Regions from separate parts of the Mus musculus genome. Here region 1 is linked to region 2. Evidence: chromatin contacts called from ENCODE Hi-C or POLR2A ChIA-PET data. All regions are on one chromosome and are shown on one strand. Each heading gives the region's core, a stretch centred on a gene start or an enhancer-like site at or near the end of the contact. The rest is flanking DNA. Distances are from core to core; before and after follow the strand shown.

Region 1 (3,665 bases), core at 1,126-3,625, 120 kb before region 2:
AAGCTGATGGACACATGTTGCTAAACTGTCAAGACTGCACTCTGAACTCTCAATCGGTTCTACAACAATCAACTTCCAGATAATGAAAATGCTACCCATGTTAAGTATTTTTAAGGGGTATATATAGCCTATCATTTGAAGTAGAATTAAGACTCAATATCTTTTTAAAAACGTTTTTTCTTATATTTTAAAACTTTATGTTTTGACTGCATGCATATCTGTACACCAAGACCCTGCCCGGAGCTGGAGGAGTCGAGGAGACAGCATATGATGTCCATGGAAATGGAGTTGCAGAGCCAACTCATGAATTCTGGGAGTCAAACCAGGATGTCCCGCCCCCATGGGGTAGGGGTGGGGGGTAGCCCGAGTTAAGCCATCTCTGCAACCTCACAAAGAAGACCTTAATTTAAAAATAGGATGAATGTAAGTGATTAATTCAGTTGTAAAAGCTGCATCTTAACTGTTTAATCTCAGTTTAATCTGACCGGGTGGGAAACAAAAAATCCTGTCGTACCAAGTCACATGTTGAAGGTGCTGCACAAGTGCCCAAAAGTAGCTCTCAGAGGCAATGCTATCCTCTTTTCTCAAAAAGCTCCTTGGGGGGGGGGGGGGGGGAGGTCTCCGTTTATTTATTCGGAGACCGTGAATCCAGGCTCTTCCCTACATTATTTTGTAAAGCTCGAATAGATTCTTCAGGTATCACAACCGTCATCCACACGAATCACATGCTGTCCTCTCAGTACTGTGGAAATGTCCCATCAATTTTGGCGGCCCAGGCCATGAGTCCCCCCACGATGTCCTGAACAGTTAAAGAGTCTAACTCCGGCACTGCCGTTAAGGACTGCAGGACCTTCACAGCTTTCTGGGAGTCGTTTCCCAGTTTGCAAATCACATACACCGGGAGAGCAACCCCTTCCTGCGACTCCTGCTTCCCTTTCCGGAGGGCAGCCCCTAAGAGTTTCAGGCTGTCCGCATCCCTGCGTTCCAACTGACTCAAAGGGATGTGGAGAGAGTGCGGCAGGCGACAGATGTCCACCTCTACTTGAGGCCGGACGTCCAGCAACACATGGGGCGCCCCGGAATCCAGAAGCCGCTTGTAGTCGGTCACAGAAATCCGCTCCTCGGGGCACAGCAGCTTCAGGGCGCGGCACTTGTCGGTGGCCGAGGAGCCGCAGAAGGCCTCGTAGTCCTGCAGGCGGGTCACGGTGGGCTGCTGCCCGCACACGACGCAGTCAGGCCGGCGGCGCCGCAGCCGGATCCGGCGGAAGTGGCCCCCGAGGCCGTCGAAGAGCAGCATGCTGCCGCTGTAGGAGGAGCCGAGGCCGGCGGCGATCTTGAGCACCTCGAGGGCCTGCGCGCAGCCTAGCACGCCGGGCACCGCTCCGAGCACGCCGCCGTCTGCACAGTTGGTCACTGTCTCCGGCGGGGGCGGCCGCGGGAACACGCAGCGGTAGCACGGCCCGCCGTCGTGGTGGTAGACGGTCATCTGGCCCTCGAAGCGCAGCGCGCTGGCCGACACTAGCGGCCGGCCGGCCAGCACGCACGCGTCGTTCACCAGGTAGCGCGTGGGCACGTTGTCGCAGCAGTCTGCCACCACGTCGTAGCCGCGGACCAGGTCGAGCGCCCAGTCCTCGGCGAGCGCGCGCGGGTACGCCACGCACTCCACCGCCGAGTTGAGACGGCGCAGCGCCGCGGCCGCCGAGCGAGCCTTGCTCTCGCCGGCCTGCGCCTCCCCGTGCAGGACCTGGCGGGCCAGGTTGCTCGTCTCCACCACGTCGTGGTCCACCAGCCCCAGCCTGCCTACGCCGGCCGCCGCCAGGTACTGCGCCAGCGGGCAGCCCAGCCCGCCGCAGCCCACCACGAGCACCGCCGCCGCCGCCAGGCGCAGCTGCCCGCGCACGCCCAGCTCCGGCAGCAGTAGCTGGCGGCTGTAGCGGAGGATCTCGTCCCGCGACAGCGCGGCCCGGGGCGCCAGCGGCGGCGGCGGGACCCGGAGCGGACGCTCGGGCTCCGGCTCGGCTGTCAGGGCCGCGGCCAGCCTCCGCTTGAGCGAAGCTAGCTCTTCCTCCCGCCGGGTGATTTCAGCCTGTAAGGCAGCTACGTCCTCCGGGGCAGCCATGACAGCCTCTTCCGGAAAGAGCCGGGAAGGGACTTCCGTTTCCGGTTGCCTGTCTCTTAGCGACTGGAAAACGAAGACGCTTCCTGGCCCTTGAAAGTGAAACGAATGGGTTTTTATCCGGGGAAGCCGTCACGATTGGCTTGAAACGGTCACCATATCTGGAAGTTTCCCGGGGACCACACTGGGACGTCGGAGCGCCGAGCCTCCCCCATGCTCCGAGATTTGGTACGGCCCGTGTCGGATGACGTAAGTCCGCTTCCGGCGCCTCTCGCAGAGCCGTCATGGCTTCCACGGGGGCGAGTCGCAGTCTTGCTGCGTCTCCGCGGCCGCCGCAGGGCCGCTCCTCGCGACAGGACAAGTACTCGGTGCTGTTGCCCACCTACAACGAACGGGAGAACCTGCCGCTCATCGTGTGGCTGCTGGTGAAGAGCTTCTCCGAGAGGTAGAAGGGGCTTCTCGCGCGGGGGCCGGGAGCCGGCCGCGGGCTGCAGGTCGGCGGTTGGCTGCGCGAGGAGACCCCCGGAGGCCCGGTCTCCGCTCCCTCCCGAGCCTGCTCGCGGCTTTCCCCAGCGGGGAGAACCGAGGAGCACAGCCCCGCGTCTTTCTCCTTCCTGCTCAGGTCTCTAGCGAGTCCGGTGTCTATCTGTTGACAGATCGCGCTGGCCTGCGTCCCCGGCCTGTTCTCTCTAAAGGGCTAACTTAACTTCTTTTTGACTTCGGGGCGAGGAGGTATGACCTCATACCTCTGGGCGGTCAGGATCCGCCGCCGGAGCCGGGAGTCCCGAGCCAGCGTTCTCCCCATCGCCTTGGGGCCGAGCGCTTACGTAAGCTTGTTGTTTGCGCTGTCAGAGAACTGCTGATGAGCTGGCAGGGAGCGAGCATCTTCGCCGAGTTTGATTAGGAACCCGGGCTTATTTGTGTGTTGTTTTGAAAAACACGGGGCCTTTCGCTTTGTTAGGCAGAGCCCTAGCTCTTAGGAACAAGAATTTTGATAGTGAAAGTGTTACGCATTTAAGAAAAAAAAAAAAAGGTCTCCGAACTAAACAGTAAATAAAATGCCTCCTGATGGCAGTGGCAGGACGGAGTCAGTACTTTACGGCCAGATGAGTGTCATGCTGTGATGATCATGGGCGATCTTTTACTGTCAACCTACAGAACGGGATTTTGCAGGAGTAGGATGGCGTAGCAGTGCGCTGTTTTAGACAGTGCGTCAGAAGAACACAGATTGTTTCCAGAGCTTTTTGTTTGTTGGTTGGCTTTTGCTTCTCAAACGACAATGAGGACGCTGTGCCCATATTTTCTAATAGCAAGAAAAAAATACTTGATCCCAAGCTATGCACTACAAGGGATACGTTTGCAAACGAGTTGTACCAAGTCCGAGGGCAGCTAGGGCTATATTAGCAGCCTCTGTCTCAGAAAAACAAAATACTTGGTACATAGTTCCTCTTTCTAGAAAGCACAACCTTACCGTACTGATTTGTAAAAGCCTTAGTCTGCATGGTTTGATTGGTTGAGGCAAGGTCAAAACTATGTAGCCCTGACTGGC
Region 2 (3,613 bases), core at 524-3,023:
TGACTCCTTGAGGTTGTCCTCTGAGCTCTATACACCTGTGCTGGCACATGTGGCCTACACACATGTACACACACACTAATTAGTAAACGTGACACACATAAAAATATAACATATTTGGGAAAGCTGTGGGGACGGGCAGGGTGGGGCAAAGATGGGATTCTGGGACTCTGGTGAAGTGAGTGGGCTAGACTTAGTGGCTCCCAAAAAGAAAGACAGGGGGTGCGGGGGGGGGCAAAGGGAGAGAGAGAGAGAGAGAGAGAGAGAGAGAATGAATATGAATGAATAGGTGATAAATTTGACACACCCAGGCTGGGAGGCTCACCCAAATTCTGCAGTGCCTGGGCCAAGGAGGAGGCCCTCCTTCCAATACAAACGGGGAAGCTCAAAGGGGAGAGGACCAGACCATAGTCTAGTTTTGAATTTCTAGCTGATGCCTTTTAAAATATTATGTTTATTTTTAAACGGGCTGGTCTTAGGGTTGGAAATAAATACCCACCACCCTGATCCTTCCCTGCTGTGTGTGTGAGTTCATCTTCTATCTGACAACCCTCCAGAGCAATCTAAACTGGCTCCATCTGGCTTTTGCGTGCCCTGGGGCTGCTGGCTCCCCACTTCTGGAAGTGTGACTGATTTTCCACATCCATCCAGACTCTCCAGCTCTCTGCCCAGCATCTTCTGGGAAATTCTTGGCAGTGCCTTGGGTACCAGGCACTTAGAAAGGGAATCCACTGAGACCACACATGGCCATCCATCCATCCATCCATTCATCCATCATAGCTATGACATGTCTAGTTCTGAGTTCTTTCACGAGTCACCCCCACCCCCACCCCCCTCTAGCAAGCCTGCCAGGGCTGGGAACTGCTGGAAGAGCCCAGGCTGGCCTTGGTTGGCCAGCAGCACTGAGTGGCAAAAGCCACTGGGTGGACAACCAGAAGAAAGGCTAGGGGAGGTGAGCGAGGGCTGAGGCTTGGCAGGGTGTCCCATGGTCACCAGGCGCTGCCTATACTGCGTTGGTTCAGCTGTAGCCTGGCCATGAGGCCTAGGAAAGGCGGGAACTGGATTGAAGTTTCATTCAGCAAGGTGGTAATTTGGGGGTGAGAGAGGAAGTTGGGGAGAGTGCACTAAAGGTTTGGATATCTGGAAGGCCAGTTTCTTTGAAGTTCGTTATAACCAAACTTTAAGAGTACTTTTGGGAGGGAGAGGCGGGAGGATCAAGGTTTGAGGTGATTCCCTGGTACCTGTATGTTTGAAGTTAGCCCGGGCTAGGCTTAGGGAAATTGTCAATTTCTGGAGAAGTTGTCACACTCTAAAGGATCTGGGAAGCCAGAAATCACTGTGTTTCTGGAATCCCGTGTCCCAACCCACTTTTTGAACTGGGGACCCAGGAGAAATGGGGAGCTGTCCTGCCCTTTTTCTACCAAGTCAGTCACTAATTGGTTTTGACACACCCCCACTCAGGGCTTCACCTGGTGAAGGTCCTAAGCCAAGGACCCTGCCCAAGGCCGCAGGAAAGATTTTAAACAAAGAGCTGAATTCGCACAGGGTCTAGCCTCTTAGAGGACTCAAGGCTATGGTCCCCAGGTTCTACCCCAAGTGGTCCTGGAAAGGCCTGGAATGCGCTGCTAGCCAGAGGCCTGGAATGCAGCCTGCAGAGGCCGCACCCTGCCCAAACCAGTTTGAACCAGCTGCGGGAAGAAGCCAGTCCAGTCCCTTGGAGCTCCCTCTGGCGCCCAAGCTGTCTTAGAACTGCAGCCGGTTTTAGACTAGGTCTCTGTGGGTGGGGGCGGGGCCCCAGCAAGGCCTGGAGATGGGAGTGGGGGTGGGGTGGTGATAAGTGGGGTGTGTGTAGGGGGGAGTTGGGGGTGCCTGCCCAGCCTCTGCCCAGCGTGGAGACTCCCGGGAACCCTGAGCTGGGCCCCAGGTCACGTCCTTCCATTCCCGCATCTTTGGGCTTCACCTCATGGCACACAGTGGTCGATCTGCCTTTCAGCATCCAGGCCTAAGCCCTGCCTGCGGTGGTGCAGGACAGTTATGCCCCCGGTTTAGGTGGAGGCAGGAGAATCGGAGATTCAAGGACGTTCTAGGGTACATATCAAGTTTGAGGCCTTGATACATATATGATCCTATTTCAAAGAGAGGAGAAACACACAAATTGTGAACACAGTGAAAATTCTTTTTTTATGTGTGTATTTAAACTTTCATTGGATTTACGTATTGTTGGGGGAGGGGAGGAGTGTGTGTGTGTACGTACACGTGTGAAAATCAGGACATTTTTGTGTGGGGAGGGTGTCCATTCTCTCCTTCCATCATGTAATTCCCAGGAATTGTTGGCTACAGACCTTGTTCAGGTGGAATCCTGACACTGTGAGTTAGTTGCTGTGGGATGTGGCCTTAGCTTTGAGTTTTGGATGACACTGGAGTTAGTCCCTTGTGCCAGGTTCTGGGCTTGCTCAGCTGTGGCACTTCTAGGCTCTGCAAGTGTCATCACGTTGGTGGCCCAAGTGTGTGTCACTGTGTGCCGGGCACTATTCCCAGATTGCTGGGTTCCCATCACACCAGCGTGAACATCAGCCCTGCAATGTCTCCATTGAATGGAGGTGGAAACAGGCCTGGAGAGATTGAGCATTGTGGTCATCTTCATAGCTAATCAGTGAGAGTGTGTAGAAGCCAGGAATGGTGGCACACACATTTAAACCCAGCACTCAGGGGGCAGAGGCAGGTGGATTTCTGTAAGTTTGGGGCTAGCCTTGTCTACAAAGCAAGTCCAGGATAGTCAGGAGTATATAGAGAAACCTTGTTTGGGGAAAGAAAAGGAAACAAGAAAAGAAAAGATCATATAGAGGATGGGCAGTTAACTGCAAGGGCTCCATGCAGCCACAGGGAGGAGGGACGACATCACCAAAGGGTCCCCTCCCCCACAGGCTCATGAACACTTTGTTCTCCAGTTGGTGGCACTGTGGTGGGAGCTATGGAACCTTTAGGAGGCACAGCCCTGCTGGAGGAAGTTTATCAGTTGGCGTGGATTTTGAGGGGTACAGTCTCACCCCGCTTCCAGTTTGCTCTTCCTGTTTCCTGTGTGCAGTTGAGACTCGATCTCTAAGCTCTGGCCTCCTATGGCCACTGCGACCCACCCTCTGGAAGAAAGGCAAACCCTTCCCTCTTCCTTAAGTGGCTTTGGTCATGGTGTTTTACCACAGCAACAGAAAAGTATCCCACATACCAGGCTGAGGCAGTTTAGTGACTCAGCAGCTGGTTTGGGGGTGCCTAGGTGCCTACTTGAAACCCTAGTAAACTCATTGCCTAAGCTGGACATAGGCAGAATGGCGGCTCTGGCTGGCTGACGGTGGTGCCCTGTCTGGAGTGAACAGGAATTTATTCGTTTCTCTCCAGGCAAATTCACACAGCCGGGCCCTTGATGGCTATCACACATGCTCACCGGGTGCCGGTCACAGGGTGAGCCGGCACGTGCCCATACCACATGGATAGTTTTTCTGAACAAAACATGAATAGCTCTCCTGTGTTGAGCTCAGTGAGGCCCCAGGAAGACCCGAGATCAAGGCTGGTGAGACCTCATAGGGTACTCTGAGGACTTGAACTGCTTACCCACAGTTCA

Evidence for each region. Hi-C counts contacts between places; a loop is a spot of excess contacts on that map. ChIA-PET counts read pairs that join two places held with the same protein, here RNA polymerase II (POLR2A).
Region 1: a map of T-helper 2 cell shows a loop between it and region 2 (2.1-fold over the local background). The contact joins the promoter of Dpm1 here to the enhancer-like site in region 2. A Hi-C loop is called at or near these places in 3 of 37 maps with a recorded cell type or tissue (T-helper 2 cell, gastrocnemius and mouse trophoblast stem cell). POLR2A ChIA-PET finds 5 or more read pairs at or near these places in 4 of 5 experiments (Patski and embryonic stem cell).

Annotation. Positions count from the first base shown.
Region 1 is chr2:168,229,089-168,232,753 of GRCm38, reverse strand. Dpm1 (dolichol-phosphate (beta-D) mannosyltransferase 1) reads left to right here and starts at 2,375. Exons shown (of 9, transcript NM_010072.4): 1 at 2,375-2,561. The coding sequence starts at 2,401. Mocs3 (molybdenum cofactor synthesis 3) reads right to left here and starts at 2,132. Exons shown (of 1, transcript NM_001160330.1): 1 at 451-2,132. The coding sequence starts at 2,119. The coding sequence ends at 737. It overlaps Gm20716 (predicted gene 20716), which reads left to right and starts at 2,375. Exons shown (of 12, transcript NR_132310.1): 1 at 2,375-2,561.
Region 2 is chr2:168,113,216-168,116,828 of GRCm38, reverse strand. No RefSeq gene overlaps it. Among named protein-coding and RNA genes, the nearest start is that of Gm46787, 30 kb to the left of the region's middle. Within about 2 kb of position 1,773, at least 1 of the 3 ENCODE cell types and tissues checked has a DNase peak (open chromatin) inside an H3K27ac peak, as active enhancers do.